Regions from separate parts of the Homo sapiens genome. Here region 1 is linked to region 2. Evidence: read pairs that join two places in POLR2A ChIA-PET (ENCODE). Cell type or tissue: Panc1. All regions are shown on one strand. Links, peaks and the distances in the headings refer to the core of each region. The heading gives the core; the rest is flanking DNA. Region 1 overlaps DOCK1 (dedicator of cytokinesis 1). Region 2 holds the start of INSYN2A (inhibitory synaptic factor 2A).

Region 1 (12,334 bases), core at 2,950-10,949, 51 kb before region 2:
GTCAGAATTGAATTGAATTGTAGGACATCCAGCTGGTGTCAGGGAATGGGATGCGGTGGGAGAGACCCACACACTTCTGGTCACAGAAGTGTGAGAGTGTAGGAAAATGTAGTGTGTTTTCCAAAGCCACAGAGTGGGAATTTGTGACAAGTGGCAAGACAACATTCTCCGCTAGAAGTACCAAAGCCGTCATTGTTCCCTTCTAGCTAACTACAGAGAATCGGGGCACATTCTCTGCTTCTGTTACTGAGACGTGGACACGTGGCAGCCAGCAGCCCCTTGGGCAGGTCAGCATCTCCAGTGTAGAAGATTCTACAGATTCTTTGTGGTTCGAATCCAAAAGGGTTGGGATGGTCTCTGTCCTCAGAGTTCTGAGCTGAACATGTCTATTGTTTTTCTCTTCTGGATCAGTCATTCCGCTTGTGCTCTATATGCTCACTGTCACTGGTGTTGATAGTAAGTGTGATTTTGTATGAAAATGACTCACTCAACCAAAAAGGGCTAAATTTGAGAACCTGAATTAGTACTTGTTAAAAGGAAATAGTCTCAAGAAAATAGAACCAAAAAAGAGCCCGCATCGCCAAATCAATCCTAAGCCAAAAGAACAAAGCTGGAGGCATCACACTACCTGACTTCAAACTACACTACAAGGCTACAGTAACCAAAACAGCATGGTACTGGTACCAAAACAGAGATATAGATCAATGGAACAGAACAGAGCCCTCAGAAATAACACCACATATCTACAACTACCTGATCTTTGACAAACCTGAGAAAAACAAGCAATGGGGAAAGGATTCCCTATTTAATAAATGGTGCTGGGAAAACTGGCTAGCCATATGTAGAAAGCTGAAACTGGAACCCTTCCTTACACCTTATACAAAAATTAATTCAAGATGGATTAAAGACTTAAACATTAGACCTAAAACCATAAAAACCCTAGAAGAAAACCTAGGCATTACCATTCAGGACATAGGCATGGGCAAGGACTTCATGTCTAAAACACCAAAAGCAATGGCAACAAAAGCCAAAATTGACAAATGGGATCTAATTAAACTAAAGAGCTTCTGCACAGCAAAAGAAACTACCATCAGAGTGAAAAGGCAACCTAAAAAATGGGAGAAAATTTTTGCAACCTACTCATCTGACAAAGGGCTAATATCCAGAATCTACAATGAACTCAAACAAATTTAAAAGAAAAAAACAAACAACCCCATCAAAAAGTGGGCGAAGGACATGAACAGACACTTCTCAAAAGAAGACATTTATGCAGCCAAAAAACACATGAAAAAATGCTCACCATCACTGGCCATCAGAGAAATGCAAATCAAAACCACAATGAGATACCATCTCACACCAGTTAGAATGGCAATCATTAAAAAGTCAGGAAACAACAGGTGTTGGAGAGGATGTGGAGAAATAGGAACACTTTTACACTGTTGGTGGGACTGTAAACTAGTTCAACCAATGTGGAAGTCAGTGTGGCTTCTAGATCCTCAGGGATCTAGAACTAGAAATACCATTTGACCCAGCCATCCCATTACTGGGTATATACCCAAAGGACTATAAATCATGCTGCTATAAAGACACATGCACACGTATGTTTATTGTGGCACTATTCACAATAGCAAAGACTTGGAACCAACCCAAATGCCCAACAATGATAGACTGGATTAAGAAAATGTGGCACATATACACCATGGAATACTATGCAGCCATAAAAAAGGATGAGTTCATGTCCTTTGTAGGGACATGGATGAAATTGGAAATCATCATTCTCAGTAAACTATTGCAAGGACAAAAAACCAAACACCGCATGTTCTCACTCATAGGTGGGAATTGAACAATGAGAACACATGGACACAGGAAGGGGAACATCACACTCTGGGGTCTCTTGTGGGGTGGGGGGAGGGGGGAGGGATAGCATTAGGAGTTATACCTAATTCTAAATGACGAGTTATTGGGTGCAGCACACCAGCATGGCACATGTATACATATGTAACTAACCTGCACATTGTGCACATGTACACTAAAACTTAAAGTATAATAATAATAAAATTTAAAAAAAAATGGAAAGTGTTTTGGCCACTTTCATATTGAAATACGAAATAACATCAAATAATTCTGTACAAAATAATCTTTTATTTAATAGTTGTCAGAGTAAGCCGGGCGTGGTGGCTCATGCCTGTAATCCCAGCACTTTGGGAGGCCATTTGGGAGGCCGAGGCGGGAGGATCACCTGAGGTTGGGAGTTGGAGACCAGCCTGACCAACATAGAGAAACCCCATCTCTACTAAAAAATACAAAAAAAATTAGCCGGGTGTGGTGGTGCATGCCTGTAATCCCAGCTACTCGGGAGGCTGAAGCAGGAGAATCGCTTGAACCCTGGAGGAGGAGGTTGTGGTGAGCCGAGATTGCACCATTGTACTCCAGCCTGGGCAACAAGAGTGAAACTCTGTCTCAAAAAAAAAATCGTTGTCAGAGTTGAAAAACAGTCATATACTCGGTATAGTTAACAAACAGAAACACATTTTACAAAAGTTCTGTCAGATTAACAACAGTAAAAAAGTTCACATACTTTCCAGTCTAAATTTGTGGTATAAAAAACCACAAACGTCATTTTTTTTTTTTTTTTTTTTTTTTTTTTTTTGAGACGGAGTCTCACTGTGTCGCCCAAGCTAGAATGCAGTGGCCCGATCTCGGCTCACTGCAACCTCTGCCTCCCGGGTTCCAGCCATTCTCCTGCTTCAGCCTCCCCAGTAGCTGGGATTACAGGTGCCCCCCAACCATGCCTGGCTAATTTTTATATTTTTAGTGGAGACGGGGTTTTGCCATGTTGGCCAGGTTGTTCTCGAACTCCTGACCTCAGGTGACCCACCTGCCTCCACCTCCCAAAGTGCTGGGATTACAGGCGTGAGCCACCACGCCCGGCCAACATCATTTCTTAATGGAAGTCAAATTGTCTACAAATCATTGATTTTTCTAAACTGTTGTGTCTATGGAAAAACATCCCCTGGGAAATTGGGACCACAACACACAGTAAACATCTGATCCTGGGATGTGAGCAAAGACAGAGGGCACACACTTGGAATTCAGCAAGCTACAGTAATTTTTAAATGCCATTCGGCATCATCGCTTTTCACTTACCTTGAAGGATCCTTATCAATTACAGCACTTAATAGTTCAGATTACATGTTTGCACGTGGGGACTTTTATGAAGTGATTGTTCTGAAAAAGGGCAAAGTACTAATTGGAGTCCTGACTTTTCCAGGTGAGTAATTCTTCTATTTCTGAAGACTTTATTATTCAACCTGGAACGTTATCTGCAAAACTGTTCCTCTAGCTTTAAGCTACAACTATGCTTTACACTGACCAAAGCAGGGGGTCGGGTGTAGTTTAGATTCAATTATGGAATAAAATGTTACAAATGTAAAATTTGATTTCGCTATGCCATGATTTCCAAAGAGTCATGGGATATAAACAGGATACAGGTTACACATTTGAATATACTCCTACTATCAACTACTTATTAATATTCAGGGAAAACCAGACACAGAAATACAAACATATACATATTCTTGTTCCCTTACTTTTATTTAGAGGAAACTGCTAGAGCTTTAAGGTCTAGATCCATTTTTGTTCTCCTTAGAAATCTTGAAGTACAGTCACGTGCTGCGTAATAACATTTTGGTCAATGACAGACTGTGTATATGTCAGTGGTCCAAAAATTGTAATGGAACTGAAACTTCTTATCACCTAGTGACATCATAGCCATTGTATTACAACTGCCTATAGTATTCAGTGCAGTCACATGCTGTACAGGTGTGTAGCCTCGGAGCAACAGGCTAGACCATCTAGCCTAGGTGTGTAGCAGGCTCCACCATCCAGGTTTAAGTAAGGGTACACACTATGAGGCTTGCACAATGATGAAATTGCCTAACGATGCATTTGGCAGAATTGTTAAGCAACACACGACTGCGTGTGTGTGTGTGTGTGTGTGTGTGTGTGTATATATATATGTACATGTATATATATATGTATATATGTGTGTATATATGTACATATGTGTATATATATGTATATATAAGTATAAAAATATTATTTTTTCAAAGGATCATTTCTAATACATAATTTGCTTATTGCTGCCACTATAGATATATAAGAAAACTATGCATTATATATATAGTGGCAACAATAAGAAAATTATGTATTAGAAATAATCCTTTGAAAAAACTCATACAGATCATTCTCTTCTTCCCATTTCTTAATAAGGTACATGTCAAGTGCAACAACCCCTGTTCTAGAAACACTAGTACACTGCCATGTTCTGCAGGTATCTATGAGTATTCTTTTACAGCGGTCCCCATCCTTTTTGGCACCAGGGATCAGTTTCGTGGAAGATAATTTTTCCATGGACCAGGGGGTGGTGGGGCAGGTTTCGGGATGAAACTGTTCCACCTCAGATCATCAGGCATTAGATTCTCATAAGGAGCATGCAACCTAGATCCTTCGCATGCACAGTTCACAATAGCGTTCGTACTCTTATTAGAATCTAATGCAGCCACTGATATGACAGGAGGCAGAGCTCAGGCACTAATGCTCCCTTGCCCACCACTCACCTCCTGCTGTGTGGCCCAGGGATTGGGGACCCTGTTCTACAGGACCTTACAGATCCTTAGAAATGGAATCTTAGAGTTCAAGTCAACATGTAATCACAAAGTCTGCCAACAAGTTTGGTTGCAGCTTTGCAGAGGATATTTGCCATATGGCAATGTAATTTCAGGTCATTAGGGAGGTAGTTCATAAGCAATAAATTCCCCTCTGTTATACTTTTCCTAATTAAGTTGTATCATAGTTTTACTGAGGATGACTAGAGAATTATTTGGAGAAATGCTGATGAGCTTCCATGATTACAGCTAATTAATAATGGAGTACAACTTAAAGCTGAAAAGTCACTCTGGCTTCTGCTATTAAAAAGTCAACCAATAAATGAATAGGAGTTAATGGGAGACTATCCATGGATAACATCTCCAAATTTCCAATTATCCCAAAGCACAGGAGAAGAAACTGTCACCAAGAAAGACAAGAGATTTCCCTGGGCTCAGCCCCTGAGTCATTCTCCATTCAGCCCTAGAAGCAAGTCTGCAAGTCCGGACCCTTGTCTTGTTAGAAACAAGGCTTCAGTCAGACCTTCCCAGGAGGCATTTGAAATCAATCAGAGACAAGTTCTCATGCAAAATCCTATTTTAAATGAATATATTGATATCAGGCTTTTGTCTAAAGTGCTGGCCCTAAAACATGGTTATGTGAACAGGGTGAAAGGGACACTTACTACCACATCAGTCCTCATTTTCCCAAAAGTCTTGATCAAGTGGGCATAATGGTAATCTTCCATTTGTCGTAAAATAGCTGTCATGCAAGCCACGAAGTTTCCCTGTAAATGAATCAAAAGATAGAATTAGATGAGACAGAGCAACACTCATGGGAAAAGCCGAAATCATCCCAGATTCTGGGACTTGAAACTGTCAGGGAGAAGCAACGGGGCATGGGCAGGGAGCCCTGGGTTCTGCTGCCCCTCTCTCAGGGAAGATCAGCATAAGGCATGGGTCACTTCCAACCTCAGGAATGTTTTTTGGTAGGGGGTCCTTAGAATATCAAGTTGAAAGTAGAAAGAAAAGCAAAACCCTTGAGGGGGTCTCACAATGCTGAGGACATGAGTACACAGTAACATGAATGAGAAACACTGGTGCACTCACACTCAGGGCTGTATTTTATTCTCTCTAACTATTAATACCTCAAGTGTTTCCTGATACAGGGTTGTCCAGACTGGAAAAATAAGCTTGAAATACTTTTGCATTAAATACAAGAAAATTAAAGACAGGATGGAAATCATGGGAACTTCTGTTTTGTGCTCTCTTGGAAACTTGCTGCCCTTATTATCCGGCAAAATGTGTGTGCAGCCTCTCCTCTTGGGCCATGGCAAAGAAAGGCCTCTAATTTCTCAAAATCAGCCTGTATCCCCCTGTGCCCGATGTGGAGGCAATCACCACAACTCCACAATGAGTTATGGCCCAATTCTCCTCCCCGAGAAGAAGGACAGGAGGAATGTGGGCTCATCAGAATGTCAAGTGGGAGAGCTGGGAGTTTCTCAGACCAGACGGAGCTGGGTGGAAAGGAAAAGAAGGAGGAAAAAAGAAAGCAACACAGAAAATCAAGAATGGGGAAGGTAAAGGGCCAAAGCTGAAACGTCTCTCCGGCTGTTGCAAATGGAGGCAGCCAGTATGTGTGTGGACGTGGGTGTGCACACGTTTGTTTGCGTGCCCTGAAGGGTGTTTGCTTTGGTGGCGGGTTGTGAGCTAGGCAGTTCTGTTGCCATTAACTGCAATTGCTCACTGCTAGGCTTTGTAGCTAACAACATTGTAAAGCCTTCCTTGCTTTTAAATATTGCCCCCTAAGTTAATGACATTTTAAGAAACACAGGATATATATTTTTTCCCATTAAGCCAGTACAAGTTTGGTAAAATTATAGCATGAAACACACTTTGAGACATGTCCCTATTTTTTCTCTATTAAATGAGCTCTCAAATTGCATTCTTTTACTAACTCTCCTTTTACCAGCAATATATCAGAATGCCTAAATGTCTTTTATATTAATTTGGAATACAGGCTTTACAGTGAAATGTTAAAATCCAATATTTTCTCCAATCCATTTTATACCTATAGTACACATATCTACTTCCAAATGAGTCCTCGAAGGACGCATTACTCAAATTGAACAAACACAATAATGATGATATGATATCTTCCATTTGCCCAGAAATATAAATTATTTGTGAATGATGATAATTGCTGAGATTTAGATTCCAAGTTGGTGTTCAGGGAAACAGCTAAATAATGCTTGTTTTCCATTGAGGCAATGATTAGTAAAATGGCAAAATTTGTGAACTTTTGAAACATATAAATATTTGGCATACCATTCAGCTCAAGAAAGGCTGCCTTTGTATCTTGTCTACTCCTTATGACAATGAGATGTGTCCCGTGGATAATCGTCTTAATAACAACACTGTCACTTTAATAGAATACGACCTCTTTCAATCACACACAAATTTCTCTTCCTGTGCCACTTTACAGGCAGTGAAACTGAGGCTTAGAGGTTTCACTCTCTGAAGGAGTGAATGGCAAAGCTGGGTGTGGAGGCTGTACTCTAGGACTATAAGACAGGTACTTACTGGCTGACCTCATTTCTTTACCCCTCATCCAGATGCACATTTTAACTCTTCCTCTAAGGAATCTGAAGCCACTTCTGATGACCAACACAAGGTAGAGATTCACTTTCCTCTACGCTTGCAGTCATCAGAGAAAGCTGGAAGAGGGTGAGGAAGAAGAGGCTTCGAAGTACTCTGCCCACAATTGACCCTGATGCAGTCGCTGACCCGGACTCTTCCCCTTGAGAGGAGGAGCTTTTCCCGCTGAAGAAGAGGCCTATATCAGCCTAGGTGAACCTAGTAGGTGCTGAAATCAATTTTCTGCAGGTCAAACCAGTTACACAATGGAGACTTACACATTAGAATAAATGAAATCACAAAGTCAGCTATTTATCACCAGAAGCAATGTATCAATGTGCTTAGCTTAAATGATCAGGCTGAAAGTAGAAAGAAAAGCATAATCCTTGAGGGGGTCTCAAAATGCTGAGGGTATGAGCACAGAGTAACACTAATGAGAAACATCAGTGCAGCCAGACTCAGGCCAGATGACGTGAACAGGTGACGTGGACATACTGAATTCAGGCAGCAGACTGTCACGTCATGCGGAGAAATTCATGCAAGGCAACAAATGCCAAAACCGTTGTAACACAGAAAACGAAAAACTGAAGCGAACACAGCAATTTCCATAAAACAAGTCCTGGGAGGATGTAAATGCCCCGTGGGGAAGTCTCTCTGGAAGAGCATATCAGAGAAGGCAACCACGCGGCCCCTTGTTTAACTGCGATGGGGATTAATTACAGGAGGCCCAGAAGGGCCAGAAGGATGGGCCATCTCCACAAGTTAGAGGCGGTGCTGCCGGGCACTGTGCGTGCCCTCTTTACCAAACTTAAGGAAATGTTCCAGAAGTCATGTGCATCGTTCAGTCTTTCCTTTCTTAGCGAAAGTAAGTCTTGCTTTTTCAGCTCTAAGGTGAAGCATGAACTCCATTAGGAAACGGATGATCTGCATATTAAAATTCACTGAAATGCCCCTCCCCTTCCTCCCTGCCCTTTGGGAATGGAGTCCCATCCTTGGGTTATCAGTATTTTTTTGGGCAAATACTGCAGATACCATGAAGCCTTATGGTTTCCATGAACACAGCAGAACCCTGCAGCATATCTGTGGGCTTATAAGGGTGGATAAAACGGGTATTTATGGAAGCCTTTTGAAACCAGTCATTTATTAGGAACAAAAGTGAGCGAGCTCTGTGAAAATAAAACTTTAATTCTGTGTGCTCAGAAGAAAATTACTATTCTGTGCTTTAACTGATTTATTTTAAATGCATTTGGGAGATGACTCCTAAATGAAGCTTTTATCTTCTAGACAATGGGTAGGCTAGCAGGTAGGCTGGGAGCAAAAGCCACTGTGCAGAACCATCCCTGAGCCTGAACATAGGGACTAGGCTCCAGCACCAGCAGCTGAGTAAAAATAAGTCAATAAGTAAAAATAAGACATATTCCTTATAACTTCAAAGCAATGCAAAATGGGGCCACAGAAGTCAGGATATACTTGCAGAAAATTTAAAAACCAGGACACTAAATGCCTAATAAACAACAAAAAAAAGTGAACCTCATTAGTAATCAAAGATGAAAATGATACATCATTATTTGCCTGCCAAAATAGCAAAGAAGTATTTCAATGATGATAATGTGAGCAAGGGTGCAGGGAACGAGGACTCTTGTGTGCTGTTGGTGGGAACATAAATTGCTATAACCTTTTTAAAAAGTGATTTGGAGATAGGTTTGAAAAGTCTTGAAAATAAATACTCATCTCCTAAGTAATTCTACTTCTGATAATCTACCAAAGGAAGTAATTCAAAATAGAAAATTTCATACCCAAAGATGTCCATAGCATTGCTGAAAATTCTAAACATCCACCACAAGAAACTGTGTAAATAATATGATATTTTGTAGGGTTGCAAGATAAAGTACAGGATGCCCAGTTCCATTTGAATCTCAGATAAACAAAGAAAAATAAATATGTCCCAAACGTTGCAATGAAATATTACATGAGAGATACATATACTAGAAAAAAAAAACTGTTGTTTACCTGAAGTTCAAGCTGAACTGGGGGTCCTATATTTTTATTTGGCAAGTCAAGCAATCATAACTTGTGTTATGATGAAATATTGTGCAACCATTAAATCAAGAAACATTATGCAAATATGGAATATTTTAATAGCATGAGAAAATAATTGAAGAGGAAAACTGCAGTAATTATGTATACACATTTGACCAATATAAAGAATATATAGTACAAGAAAAACAAAAAATGACTAGAAAAGATACCAGATAGTCATGAGTGGAGGGAGACTAAGCCCAGATTGTTTTTATAAAGAGAAAGTATGTTAATATTTTTAAAGGTGGTCCAGAAAGAAAAGGATCCATCTGGCAGGAGGGACAAACTCTCCCTGCCTGCCCCTGATCTAGTTCCATTTCTTAAGCTCCTGTCTTAAAAAATCTCTCTCGCAGGGCTCCCCCTGTTGGTGTGGCCTTGGCTACTGCCTGGCACTGCTCCTGGAGGGAGCCCTGGACAGAAGTCGTCCCCGCACACCCCCAGCCCTCCTGGAAGTACCTCAGTGCCCCAGTTTTAAATGTGTTTGGGCCCCCATTTCACTAGGTAGGTTGATAGGAAAAATGGAGAACAGGTAGAACTGAGCACAGGTAGAAGGAAGGGCAGGTGGAATTGAGCACAAGTAGAACTGAGGCTGGGTAGAAGGAAAGGCAGGTGGAACTGGGCACAGGTGGAAGTGAGTCTCAGTAGAAGGAAAACAGCACAGGTAGAATGGGGTGCTGGTGGTGGAGCAGGGGGACATTCAGTGACAGGCAAGTTGAATGCAGGATGTCATTGCAGGATATAAAAACAAAAGGCTAACAAAAGCACAGACTGGTGAATGGAAACTCAGGATGAGACATATCTTTTAAACAGTGCCTTTGTCAACTATGCCTAGTGGAAGGTCTAAGTATGAATTAGAAGAAAAAAATCCAAAGGGTTTTAATTCATATTCTTGAGGAGCTGTGAAGGTGTAATAAAAATGGACTTAGCCATGTGACTTGGATAGCAGGGTATAAAATTGCTCCTGGTAATTTCATCAGCCAGACAAGAGCTGTCTCAATCGACCCTGGAGCTCACACTTTGTACAAAGCACAGATTTGCTCTCTGGGACACACAACACAGGCAGAAATTTTAACGTTCTTCTAAGTTCTCTAAATTCCAAAGGATCTCTGGGCAGTTCCCAGCCTCAGAAGCTGTTGGAGCTGTAAACAGAGACACAGGAGTGACGAGTGTGGACGGTAGGTGCCCGGTTTCAATAAAAGGAGAACCCTGAAGACTGAATCCGGGATTATGCTTCATGATTTCAACTGAGGTCTTGTTACAAAGTTTAACCGTGTTTTCACTAAGGCAAGGACTTTGAAGAGGAAATCTCACTCAAATGCTTAAATTTCAAATATATTAATGAAAATAAACCCATCTTATAATCATCATAAAAAGCAATGAAAATGAATTATCCAGTAACATTTTAAAATATATTACTAAACAACAACAACAAAAAAAACATAATGGTGATGACTTCTGGATGATTTTTCTTTTGGGGCGCATTCAAGCCAAAGAATCAATACTGTAAAGCAATATTATGAAGAAGAGAATATAGGAAAAGGGAATGTAACTGAGAGTCAAGTCCTTCTTTAAAATGATTTGAAATAAATCCAAGTATGAGTGAGTTCTTAGAGCTGATAAGATAGAAGGCCAACAGAGCACAATGGCTTTCTCTTTTGTAGAGGGAAAGCCAATGGCAAAATGTTCATAGGTGGTATTTTCTGTGAGAAAATATGAAAGAGAAAAACAGGGAGTCCAAAAAACAAACAAAACCTCAAAATGTTATAAATTAGCCCCAAACTCCTGCAAAGTCTGCACAGAGCTGAAGTTTTTCAAAATATACTTAGGGGTTGCCTACATCACAAATTAGAAACTATTTAAAACATGCATTCCCAGTTCCTCACATTAAATGACAGTAAGGCACATATTAAAACTGCACAAGCCCACAAGGACCAGGGGACTCTGAGGAGATGCAACTAAAGACAAGAGAATTCTGGAAGCAGGAAAGAGGGTGATGAGTGGGTACCAACTGCCCTCAAGGCAAGAACGTGGTGACATTTAACAGGAAGTCTGTGAATCCCTGGTGCAAAACCCAAGGAAGGCCCAGAAACTGGAGGGTGCCAGGTACTCAGGAGGCTACATGTGAGATGAAAAACAACAGTGCTGATGGCTTTGAAATGTGACCCTATATCCAGTCTGCCTATGCCCAGCATGTCCAGTGAGGGGCTCTCCAACTCACTCCTGGGGAGAGGACCACATGTTTACTCTCTGGACAAGGGAGGTACCTGAAAAGCAGAAGAAAATGACAAGAACCACCTGGAAGAAACACCTGTTTAGTTTGATGTCAAACCAAACAGTATACTCCCCTCTCTCTTTTCTGCTCAGCTCCCAGCATATCAGCAAGGAGGCTTAAACTAACCCCTCCTAACCTTAGTCCCAAACCAAACCTAGAAAGAAGACCAGAAGAATCCTCTTTGGTGAAAATGACCAGCCAAAGAGAACATAAGCACTAATACTAAGCATGGAGGTTCCAAAAGTATGACAGCTCAGCCCATCCAGGCTTGCCATGCAGGAAAGCCCATGCGCCTCCATGCTCTGTGCACAAACTTGGAGACAGAGGGTCTGAGCAAGAGTACTGGGCCTTGTGAAAAAAATTCATCCAGCATTAATAAAGGAGGCCCAAACAAACAAAAACAGAACCCAGAGGAAAGGAAGAACATTTAGAAAATGTAAGAGAAGTAAAAAAACTACAATAATAATAATTATTATTGTTATTATTTTTGAGATGGAGGGTTGCTCTGTCTCCCAGGCTGGAGTGCAGTGGTGCGATCTCAGCTCACTGCAACCTCCGCTTCCTGGGTTCAAGTGATTCTCCTGCCTCAGCCTCCGGAGTAGCTGGGACTAGAGGTATGCCACGCCTGGCTAATTTTTTGTATTTTTAGTAGAGACAGGGTTTTGCCAGGTTGGCCAGGCTGATCTCGAACTCCTGATCT
Region 2 (12,334 bases), core at 2,076-10,075:
GAGGATTGTGTCTGTCTTGTTCTTGAAAGACAAGGCTAAAGTGTCCCCAAGGGAATGATCTCGACCCTACAGGTCGAAGGCGATATGAGTTACTTTTCCCTCGTAGGCGTTGAGCACTGGCTGATCTGCTACCACAGCTTCTGAACTGACGGGTGTAACCTGCCCATCACAGACTTAGGTTGGGCTCATCTATGAGTCTCTTTGGAATATGCAGATGTCAGAGGCATCCGAACCACAGCGACTCCATTTTGAGTGAGGACTAGAGAAATGAGGCTGAGACTTACTGGGCTGCATTCTTAGAAAGTTAGGCATTCCTCACCTCTAGATGTTTAAGGTTAAGGGAACACACTGGTGATGTTTACTAAACAGACCCAGACTTGGGAGTGTCCTAATATCCAGACATCCTGAGAACAAAGGCGTTCCTAATTTTACTTTAAAGATAATAATATCGGGCGCAGTGGCTCACGCCTGTAATCTTAGCACTTTGGGAGGCTGAGATGGGTGGATTGCCTGAGCTGAGGAGTTGGAGACCAGCCTGGGCAACATGGTGAAACCTCATTTCTACTAAAATACAAAAAATCAGCCAGGCGTGGTTACAGGTTACTCAGGAGGCTGAGGCACGAGAATTGCTTGAACATGGGAGATGGAGGTTGCAGTAAACTGACATCACGCCACTCTAGCCTGGGCAACAAAACGAAACTCTGTCTCCAAAACAAAAACAAAAACAAAAACGAAAACAGATAATATCGATTCTTGCAAAATATAATAATTAAGAAATTTAATCCTTTATCACAAACCCTCGTAGCAGAGCAGAGCTCCCCATATATATGAGTATTGTACCTAGGCTGGACGCATTCCTCCTCTTACTTTTGGGAATGTCCCACTCTGTCTATGGAGTAGCTGTTCTTTCACTACTTTATTCTCTTAATAAACTTGTTTTCACTTTGCACAGTGGACTCGCCCTGTGTTCTTTCTTGTGTGAGATCCGGGAACCCTCTCTTGGGATCTGGATCGGGACCGCTTTTGTGTAACAAAGACATGGGAAAGAAAAATTCACGTCCATAGCGAGCTCTGTCACAGCGACATCGGACAGTTGGGAGGGCAGGCGTTTCATCGGCAGTCTCCTAAAGAAGGAAGTTCTGCTGTGTAGCTAAACTGGAAGGCTCCTCTTCTGCAGTTGCTAGTTTGGAGACACTTTTCTCTTCTCCTGCCTTGCACACTGGAGAGGATACAGGTTAATCACACTGACAGATACACTGGTTCACTGAGGGGTAAGGGTTATTGGGGAGCATGCATGTGGACATTGCAATGACACAGTGATGATGCTCAGACAAATGAGGTCACACTGAGACAGGAAGCATCTCCATGAATTTCTATATAGGTGGAAAACTGCATAAGCAACTAGTGCAGGAGACAGAATGATCCAGCACCAGTGAAGTTGCTGTGGTCCCGGGCAACGAGTATGCCTCAAAGGTAATCCCCATTCTGATATTTTCCACCATTGATAACTTTGTCGCATTCTTGGACTTCATCTAAAGGGAATCATGTCATAAACACTGGGCGTCTGGCTTCCTTTGTTCTGCACCTTTGTAGAAGCCCTCCATGCCAAAGCATGCATCAGCAGTTAGTGCTTTTGGGTTGCTGTCTAGTATTCCACTATACGAAGAACCAAGAAATCTTTATCTACTGTTGACTGGTATTTGGATTATTTCCCGTTTGGAACAGATATAGATAAACCTGTTATGAACATTCTTGAACATGTTTGACTTGTATATTCTTGACTTTTTAATGTGGAAATTGAGACCTCAAACTCACTATACCATAGGGGTGGAATTCCAGCAATTCTCTGTACAACCCCTGCACAATTCCAAGAAGAAGGCAAAAGAAGAGAGACGTGGATATTTTGCTTAGTTAGCCGTCTTGAACTTTCCCTTATTTTTATTCCTCTGCTTTTAGGAAATCCCACTTGAAAAGTAGCTATTTTCTCCTTTGCAAGTCTATCTTTTTCAACAAAAATCTTAAGCAAAATATAAAAAGCCAATACCAATTGATTCCTAAAATGAATCTATCAAGTTTCACTTTTTTTTTTTCCTGAGGAAGCCGAGCATATTGACTCATTCTAGACCCTAAAAATATGCCTACATCCCATCTATTAAAAAAAAATGCAAGAGGGATCTGTGGGCAGGAAGATGGCTGAAACTCCCTTCTCTCCAGCCAGCCCCCAGCATGATGCTTGCTTTAAAGCCTGGAGCATGATGACACACACCTCACCCATGTGGAATATCTCTCCAGAGCCAAAGGTAAGGTGAGGCAAGTTTTCACCAATATTTTGATTTGTGATGCTGAAGACATGCACTTAAGCACTACAATATGTAAATGGTTTCCTACTTCAAAAAAAAAAAAAAGAAGCGATGCCAATGATTTTAATAGACTTAGCAAAACAACTGTAAGTCTACTACACAATTGAACAACTCTAAGCAGTCCTGATGATGCTACAGAATTCCGTTATACTCTCCTCTTCATGTAAGTGGATTTTCTAACCTGCCAATTACGGCTTTCCATTTTCTTCCTGGAGTTATACATCATGCGAATCTCAGATAGCACTGTCCTTGGAGCTGTTTTCTTGCCAGTTCACAGTGCCACCTGTGGCTGAGCACTGCCTTGCTGGGCATGCATTTATGTTGACCTGTTTTCACTCTTGGTCCCGGAAAACTTCAGCCTTCTGATACTACCAGCCCAATGCCCAAGTTTCCTGGCAGCTTTATTTACAGTCACTTTAAAAGACGGAAGGCAGATTTCAATTTTATGGATTGCCAATAAAGTAAGATTTACAGAAGTTCCCCAGACCACTGGGAAAATTACTGGAGCCCACAGCTGCAACAGCACATCCCCAAGGGAACATGCTGGAGAGTGGCAACTTCTCCTATCTGGTTTTAAACGTCCCCAACTCCTATACATTCCCTTCCCAGGCCCCTTCCAGGCAGAAGAGGGGACTGCAGTTTCCATACTGCTCACACAAAATTAAGCATCTCTTTCCAGCCAGCTCCCAACAGCCTCCCTGGTAAGCTGGAAAATCAGCTTGGGGGATCTGAGTTAAGAAGAACAACAAGAAGAGTGAGGTGGGCAGAGTTTGGATCCACAGGCTCAGGACTCCCGTCCTGGGCATATCTGGATCCCCAAGGCTGGCAAAATTGTATACCAAAGGATGCTGCGGGGTAAAGAGGGAAATAGATGACATTTTAGATTTTTTTTTCTTCTGAAATGTCTGGACACACTGCCCAAAGCATCCACATACAAAGAAGGTATTTCGTATAAAGTCATTTATAAAAAACAGACACTCTATAAGGCAGTGATAGGCTCAGTTCAGCTCAGCGAACAAGGATGGAGCTATGGCTTGGTCACAGGCACAGAGCTGGTGCTAGGTGCAGAGACTCAGGGATGTATAGGCAAAGAGGTCTCACTGCCCACTGATGTGTCTGGAGAGGTGGGTGGGTGAAGGGACTTTCCATTTGTCCTCCCAATTTCCTCTCCGAAGCCTGTCCCTTCCCTGGGGTCCACTACTTCTCTGACCTTTCCTGAGAAACAGACTAATAAATGTGGCTACTTACATTTTACATTACATTCTAGGAGCAAATCCAGGGGGCCAGGAGCCCTGCACTCGGCTGGCTGCTTAGTCCCTGGCCCAGACCCCAGGGCCTGACAGGCATCAGAGGGGCCCCTGGGTCTGCTGCTCTGAGCTCAAAACACCCAATACTCTTTGGTGGGTGGGAAATTAAGGGCGGGGATAGCTCCGTGTGCATCCTAGGTCTTTTCCTCTCCCAAGAGAATTCTACTCTGCCACAAAGGAACTCAGCCTCTGCGCCCTGTGGCTTCTGCTGACGGGTGGTGTGTGCTCTGGATGGGGGGTAGGGTTCCTGGCTAGGAGTGGCAGTGGCGCCTGCTCTGGAGTGTCCCTAAATGTCAGCATGCAACATTACCAGGCAGGCCCTCCCACTTCAGTCCTCAGGCCACTCATAGGACCTCCTGTCCCCATGTAGAGAGGCTGACACCAGGTTGGAGCCAGCACTGAAAGGATCCCCGAACTCCTGCTTCTACAAGGCAGCATCCGCAGGTGAGCGGCCAGGCACCTACAAGACACGCACCCTTCAAGCCTGGCTTCCCAAAGCCCCGCCGGGCCAGGCTGGCTGGCACAGCAGACAGTCATGCAGCAGGGTCCCCAGCGACCCCCCATCCCTGAGAGAACACACGGAGTCCCCCGCCCGCCAGCTGCTCCGGAGGCGGCTCCAGGGTAGACTCAACAAGTTCCCGGGCCATGCAGCGCCGCCTGCAGCCCAGAAACCCGGAGGACGCGCTGTGGCGGAGCCCCGCGCGCAGGCGGCAGCCGGCGGCAGCCGGCGGCAGCTCCTTCCACCTCCTCCTCCTCTTCCTCCTCCTCCTCCAGCTCTGGCGGCGGCGGGAGGGGGCTCCTCCACTCCCTCCCTATCCCCCACCCCACGCACGCGGCCCGGCCCGGCCCGGCCCCGCGCCGCCCCCGCCCCACCTCCGCCCCGCGGGGCCCGGGGCTCCGCCCGCCTCGGTGCCAGCCGGGCGCACAGGCGGCAGGCGCGCGGCTTGGGGCGCCCTCGCCTCTGGCCGCCCGGCTCCGCGGAGTAGCTGGGACCTGGAGCAGCGGAAAGGACTTCCCTCCTGCTCCCTCCTCTGCCCCGCCCCCGCCTCCTGGCCCTGGCTCTGAGATCTCGCCGAAGACAATTGCAGTAAATGAGGACATCGGAGGAGCGCGAAGCCGGGTGGCTGTGGCTGGCTCCGCCGCGTCGCGAGCAAGCGAGCGCGCGGGCGTCCCCGGAGCTGGCCCAGCCGCTGCCTCCCCGCGCGCGTCGCTAAGCGGGGCCGGAGGGACGCGAGCGACGCGAGCTGCGGCGCGGGGGCCGGCCGGGCCAGCAGGGCCGGGCCGGCAGCGGTGGAGGGGGCGGGCAGCAGGCGCGCAGCGGGCCAAGTCCCCGGAGCCGAGGCTTCCTCCGCGTGAGCGCGGCGAGTCTGGCCGCGGATGCCCTGTCCGGAGTGCTCCGTGCCGCCCCAGGCTTGCCAGGGTCCGCAGCGAGACATGCCCGAGCCAGGCGCTGCATCGACCTCGACTTATCTGTAAGCAGCGGAAGGTAAGCGGAGCCCCGCGTGCCCTCCTCCCGCGCCCCCGCGCCCGTCGTACTTGGCCGCGGGCAGAGCACCGCTGGGACGGGCGCCGACCCCGATTCGGGCGCACACACTCGGCCCCAAACCGGCTTGGCCGGAAACTCGGCGGCTCCCGGGGCCGGGACACCCCGGTGCAGCCGGGAGCGGACCCGGTGCGGTCGCAGGTGGGGGGCAAGGTTATGCAACTGCATCTGGCGCGACCGGGTCGCTGAGGGGCGTCTGGCAACTTTGGCGACGTCAGGGAGGAGCGGGGCTGCGCCTCTGCGATGTGGGTTCCAGACAGACGCCACAGCTTCGTGAGCGCCCGACAGCCCTAGCCAGGCAAAACTGGGAGATCTGGGGGCGGCCGTCTCCCCGGAAGGTTTCGAGGCTTTTAAGTATTTTCCAAACTAAAGCGCCCTGGAAAGTACAAGTACGGCTGATTAACTTCGGGGGGGGGATGAGTTGGAACAGAGGGGCCCTGACGCCGGCCGTTGAGGAGAGGCGCGAGCAGCAGTGAAGGCAGATGCCCACGTGAAATGCTCGTCTCCTCCACTCGCTGGGGTTGGCACCTTCCCGGGGCTGCGGGTTGGGGTCGGCGCCGCGGGGCTTCCCGGTGCCTGGCAGCCCGAGTCAGACCGGGACAGGCGTGGGAAACCAACCAACGCTGCAGACCTAAGAGACTGCGAGCTGGCGGGCGAGGGCAGGAGGGAGGAGGGAGCCCGCGGGCAGCCCGGGGTCGGGGCAGCTCCTGGAGCCCAAAGTCAAGAGCGAGAGTCTGCATCTTGCTGGTTCATGCTCAGGGCTCCAGGCTGATGTCCCCACTGCTTGGATAAAGAGCCGCTCCCTGTGACCTCAGCATTCTACTACCCAAAAATATGCCACAGGGAGAGGGAGCCAGTGATAAAGAGATGCCAGGAGTGGGGGAGGAGAGGTGCCTCTGGAGTAAATAGGAGAGAAAATGGGTGCGTTTTGCTTATCTACAGCCCAGGGCTCCCGCCCGGACCCCTCTCCTGCTGTTGGTCTGTGCTGGGGAGCTGCACGCGCTCTGGGCCCCTGCGCCAGAAGCAGCGGTGAAGCGGTTTACTTTGACCTTGTCTGCTTAGGCGCTGAAATTCTGCGGAAGCATCCCGAGGTGAAACTGCAAGAGTGGGAATGAACTTTGGGGGAGCCCTGCCTTGGCTGGGAAGCCAAACGATCATTTCAGAAGACTACAGCTCAGGATAGCACAGGGTAGACGTCTGTGCACTTGAACGCTCCCCCCTCAACGAGGACTTGCTAGAGGGTTACCTTTCCATGCCTTATCTCAGTGGGGGGACTGTCAGAGTGACTGCGCTGGCTGGGTACTTGATGAAAAAATACCACTCACAAGACCCGGGCCATTCCCAGAGTAGTACATACATGAAAATGATATAACCCTTATTAAGCTTACGCTACAGCAAGTTACCGTCATTTCACTATGCAGAGGCGGAAAGTGCTGGTTTTTACTATTCCCCCACACTGTACTATTTCTTACATTCATATCCTGTTGAATGTTACTTTTGAAAGTTCATATTTATCTTTGCAATTTTTTTGCAAGAATGATTAGCAAACATGCACAAGGAGCTCAAAGAAAAAATGGAAGTCCTGCCATCTGCATGCCTCACCAGATATTAATCATTTACTATCCATGTTTACTACTTACATTAGATGGCACTGCTCCTCACGATGGTTTTATTAGAGGCGCATTTGGTTAAGGAAAAGAAAAAGTCTAGCACAGCTATCACTAATTGCATGATTTTGCATAAATTACATTAGCCATGGAGAGTTTTGTTTTCTTCACTAAATTCATCATTTTGTTTAAAAGACTAAACAATTCAGTTTAATTTCTTTAGCTAAATGAAAGACTTTTCCTTAAAGACAAGATGTCCTTGAAAAGCTACATATGTCTTTAAACTTATTACAGTTGCCACGACTTTGTATTTTATCATTGTGATTAAGACTTTGAGCTTTCATGTAAGTCAGGCCCTTTATCCTATTAAGAAACAGAATTACTGGTTAAGAAATAGGCTAACAAGGCAAAAGCTGGGAAGCTCCATGTCTGCACAATGAGATTTCTGCAAGCTCTATGGGAGGCTGGGTACTCTATTACTCTGTTTACTTCGGGGGCTTCTCTGTTTTGCCACAGTTGTTTTCCCCTGTGGCAGGAAAGGGAATTTTTGTGTTTTGTTTCTCCCTCTGTAGGGAAAAATTTTTAAATAAATCAATAAATAAGAGAAAGACTTGTACGTGAAAGGCATTCATCTACAAGGAAGACTCCTACACACTGAAATAAGCAGTCCAAAAATCAAAATGATTCTCAGAAATAACAACGGATCGCAGTGGAGTGGCAGGACAGACCCGTTCACGTAGACATTTGTATTCTCTTGTTTGCGCCCAGCCATGGCTATCTCATTTAGAGACAACTACTGAACTCTGGAATATGAGAAGCAGGTGACTTATGCTTCTCAGAGACTCATGATACAGAAATGATCACAGCTACCTCCCAAAGCAGCAGCTCTGTGGTCAGATATTTACGTAGGAGGGCAGTGACAGGTTCACCACGGATTTTAACGCTTGTGAAGGATGCTGTTCAACGCGTCCATAGCATCCAAGAAGCTCAGTTGGGAAGGCAGGCAAATTCTACATACTTGAGGCAAACCACCGTCATTCTGGGAGTGTGAGGTCATAAAAACTCCCCAGATAAAACCAGTGTCATCGTCATTTTCAACAGTCTTTCATAAATGTGAAGCACCACAACCCCTCCCCACCATGATTCCACTGGTTGGAGACCTACATTCCCCAACCAGAAATTAGCTGGCATGATTTATGAAGCAGATCCTTTTTTGTCTCACATATTTGATTTTAATATTTCATAACATTATGGGGTGACTTCAATATTTTAAAGCAAAATTTAATATGATTGATACTACATGACGACACTTTCATTACCATGAAATTCTCATACAAACATTGAGAGAAGTCTTTATTCCAATACTGGAGCTAACCTATGATATATATGTAGTGAAACTTCATGACTTTTAATCAGTTTATTTAAAATGTACATTGTTCTTATACATTAAGGACAGAATACAGACTTGCAGGAACCAAACTATAGGGACCCTGACAGGATTGCTGTAAACAAGTTGTTTGGACAATGTCTTGTGTTAAGCACTAAGCCATGAAAGGATAGGTTTGAACCTTTGGACCATGTGTGATAATGTGTCTGTTTCAGATCCTGAAGGCACTAACTAAGGTATCTCCAGGCAACCAAGGATCTTACCTCTCACATTGAGAAAAACCATAACTTCAGAGACATTTCCTGGCTCCAAATTCAAGTCCTTTCAGAGACCCCTCTACTGTAAGTCACAGGATATTCAGTGTGCATTTGAGTCGTACGTGCTTTAGACATTATTCAAACCATAATGAATGGGTTGAGGGACTTTGAGGTGTATAAAGATGTTATCAGATGACAAATCACTACCTGAATAAAAACAAAACATTCTAACCTGACAAATGTGTCTCTTTCTGCTGAGTATGTATTCCCAGCTCTAATTGGGACTGAGAGAAAATTAACTTGAATGTAGAACAGCAGATATTAGGGACAAGCAGGAATTATGATTCTAAATTACTCTATAAACCTTTTGGCTAACAACATATTTCAAAGGGATTTGGAAATAACTCTCCCCAAAGTCATTATTTGTGAATATTTATTTTATAGAGCACTGAACTGTTTATTCAAAGTATTGCACATCCATAGACATGTTCTCTTTACCACACTATCCTGCTGTTAGGAAGTTTGAGCAAAAAAAGAAAAGAAGAGAGTCTTACATCTCTGCACAGCATACATTCATATGAATTATACTATTCTATCCAATAGAATGGTAAAGAAACAAAAGAAAACCCCACCATATCAAAATGCTTGTTGAAGTTTATATTCTACTTAATATGGAAAATTCCAGTTCAGCCCTTAATAATCTAGCTTTGGCCATGAAATGAAATGCAGTAAACTACAACATATGAGAGACATGGGAAGGAGGCTACGGAATGCTGAAAATACTACAGGCAGCCTTGCAAATAAAAGTTGCTCTCACTCCATCTCAGCAGAGATGATCACAGCTATATCCCAAAGCAGGGGTTCCATGGACAGGCACATCCCAGAGAGAAAGAGGAAAAAGCACAGGCTGATGGCATGAGGGCCTTTTTACAGCTGTTCAGTTGAGGAAGCAGCATGGGGCTATATCCTATTCACTGCCAACCTTAATGAAATTGAGCAGTCTTTGTGTTTCTAGGTCATTCCACTGGTGATGTGAGATCCCCCACCCTTGTTCTTCTCTAGGAAGGATCTTGTATTTGTCAATGGTCCTTCTTCATGTTTTTAAAAATCTTTTCTATGTGTACTTAGTGGTTACATTTTAGATACCTCTTACTACCTGCATTTTGTACAGTGAAATCTGCTTATTTTTGTAGTAAGTGATTTTAGCATCCTTAAAAAATGCAGCAAAGATATAAAACCTGGGATTTTTAAATGGGGCAAGCATAGGGAAGGTAGATGGATATGCAGATGGCTTTGTTCAGAGAGGACTTCTGATTTGTGGATATGTACTGAGCTGTTGCAGCAGTGGCCAAGGCAATGTGTAAGGTGTTACAAGACCAAGTGAGAGGACTCCAAGAAGCTCAAGTCCAGGAGGAGGGGAGGAGGTGGCAAGGAAGTGGCAGGAGCCTAAAGACTCCCAGGTAGAATCAGGATAGGAGATTACAGGCAGAGAGTGATGCCCCGGCTCACTTCGTGGGTGATGCTTGAGATTGCACTCCTGAGCCCAGCAGACATTAGTCCTGGAGCTTAAGCCAAGTGGTAGGGTGCTCAGGGCTACAGACTTGTATGGGAAGAGTGAGAAGTGACATTCAGCAAAGGTTGAGGTGCTGGAATCAGAGAGTGGAGGCATAGTCTGGAGTCAGTTTGAGGAGGAACCAGCAGGGCAAGAGGGTCCTCTGTTGATGTTTGAAACAAGAACATATATTCTCAGAAGATTAAGGCGGTATAACTAGAGGCAAACCAGAGGAGAGGAGTTGGAGACCAGTTGAGAAGGTGTCACAGATGAGAATGTGCCAGTCTCAGTAGCACTGGGAAGTAAGTTAGGGGGCAGCTATGAGTAAAACCTTCTGGCAGACAAGTCTTTGTAATGTGGCAAGATAGAAAGAAGGGATTAAAGATGCTACCCAAGGCCAGCAAGGCGGTGGGGGATTTTAATGGCAACAGAAATCTGGGAGCCAGCAGGAACGGGGGGGGGGGGGGGGGGAAGATAGGATTTCTATTAAATATTTGAGTGTGAATTTTCAACTGGAAATATTATTTAAAAAATAAGTTTTTCATTATCTCTTACGTCCTAGAATGTCCACAAGAAATACTTTGAAATAGGAGGAAATTGGATGAAGCGATTCACAGCGCAAATCCTTAAATGACTAAGCATAGTAGTATCTATAACAGGTGCTTAATAAATATTTAATGAGGCTACTAACACAAACCTAGCCAGTGATTTTGCTACCAACTCAGGGAATCCTGATTGGGAAAGAATTGTTTTCTTCCATTTCCACTTGTAACTTTTTGTGTAGCAGGAATTAAAGGAAACACCGTGAGAAGGCAGTAAAGAGGAAGACGGCTTCCAGGGCTGAACAGTACTGACGTCTGGCCATGCAGTGTTTAGAAAAGAAAAAAGCACCAAAGGGTTGGGTTCTTTACCACCAAACTCAACCTCAGCGATTCCTTTGGTGAAAATTCAGTTGGGTAGAAGTTGAGTTTTTAGAGAAAGAATGTCTTTGAATTTGGTGACCTAGTATTAGGGTAAAAGAAGCAAATAAGGAGAATTGAGAAAATGTATCTCACTGCAGTCAGATAAATTAATGTTCTTATAACCCAAATGCTGACATTCTGGGTTAAAAAGAGTTTTCACCAGAGCTCACCAAAAAAACTGGAGAGTTCATCGGGCCAGCATGAGAGAAGGAGATGTCTGTCTCTCAGCCTTAACCTCACATCTCAATTTGACGTCGTGACTTCAACTCCATTGATCTCTGTGCCAGACCCACCAATTTATCATTTTAAAAATCAATGACAGCGCTGCATAAAGATTATTTTTGTCTTTTTTTCCTTGCGTAAATCACACTGCACAGTGTCCACTTAACCGTGCACTTGAGACTCCCATAGCTTAGATAATGTGCCATGTGCAAACGTACTGTGTGAACTTAAAGGAATGCTGAAAATATGCTGTTCACTTTCAAACCGTATTTTTCATTTGACTTCTTGCCCAATGATAACTGCATTTCTCAATTACTTACTGTTTTAGTTTTAAAGGTAGTTGTTAGCTCAGTGGCTTCACTGAAGTCATTCATATCCTCATTTAATTTGTTTTGCACTTGCTATTTATATTTTAGTCTTGCTATATAATATTTATTCTGAATATATATCTACTTTATTTATTGTGTCTATCACATTTGTCCATGTGGCAAAAACACCCAGGGTGAGGCTGAATGACAGAAGTTAGCAGGTGGCTGGACACTGGAGCCTCAGACAGAGTGCCCAGGCTCACTGGCAGGGTTGGCCCCACACTGCACTGGGCAGGTCAACTACTGAGTGAGTGGCAGAGACTGGACCCCAACTCACTCCTAGTAATTATTTAAAATAATTCCACATGGAAGCATCAGTTCTAACTGTATCTGAAGAGTCAGTGAGAGTGACCACTAGCAAATGCAGCTTTAAAGTATAAGTCTAAGACAACCGTACAGTTTTTAATCAGCCACTCAAGGTTGGAACCTTCTGGTGGTGATTCTCAAGCTTGTGTCTCGTAGGTCCTGCATCCAGTGTCATCCACATGCACAACACATCCCAAGGTGTGCTGTCTTTGTGTACATCCACTTCATCACCAGGGCTGTGTACTGAGCGCTTCCTAGGAGCCGACCACCTGAGCCCTGACCCAGCTCACAGTGGAGTGCAGCGTGGTGGTGCGGTAACAGGCTCCAGGCCAGGCTGTCCTCCTTTGCCCTCCTGGCTCTGCCAGTATCTGTGTGACCTTTGGCATGTGACTCCACTACCTGTGCCTCTGTTTCCCCATCTTTATTACAAATAGTAATTTCTCCTTCAGAGGGTGTTTGGAGA

Evidence for each region. Peaks named below come from ENCODE experiments on the same cell type or tissue, not always from the same donor. Only the 100,000 strongest peaks of a DNase experiment are listed, where the experiment ranks them.
Region 1: POLR2A ChIA-PET joins it to region 2 with 19 read pairs; 2 of 35 experiments call an interaction of 5 or more read pairs at or near these places.

The regions. Positions count from the first base shown.
Region 1 is chr10:127,241,108-127,253,441 of GRCh38, reverse strand. It overlaps DOCK1 (dedicator of cytokinesis 1), which reads right to left. Exons shown (of 52, transcript NM_001290223.2): 28 at 5,333-5,434. Among named protein-coding and RNA genes, the nearest start is that of INSYN2A, 51 kb to the right of the region's middle. In Panc1, for the core only: CTCF peaks have their summits at 9,514 and 9,733 (motif pointing left); a DNase peak (open chromatin) is centred at 9,701.
Region 2 is chr10:127,188,816-127,201,149 of GRCh38, reverse strand. All of the region lies in intron 27 of DOCK1 (dedicator of cytokinesis 1), which reads right to left. INSYN2A (inhibitory synaptic factor 2A) reads left to right here and starts at 4,559. Exons shown (of 6, transcript NM_001039762.3): 1 at 4,559-5,153; 2 at 8,420-8,545. In Panc1, for the core only: CTCF peaks have their summits at 2,426 and 2,627; no DNase peak of the experiment used is centred there; H3K4me3 peaks cover 1,416 bases; H3K27me3 peaks cover 1,258 bases.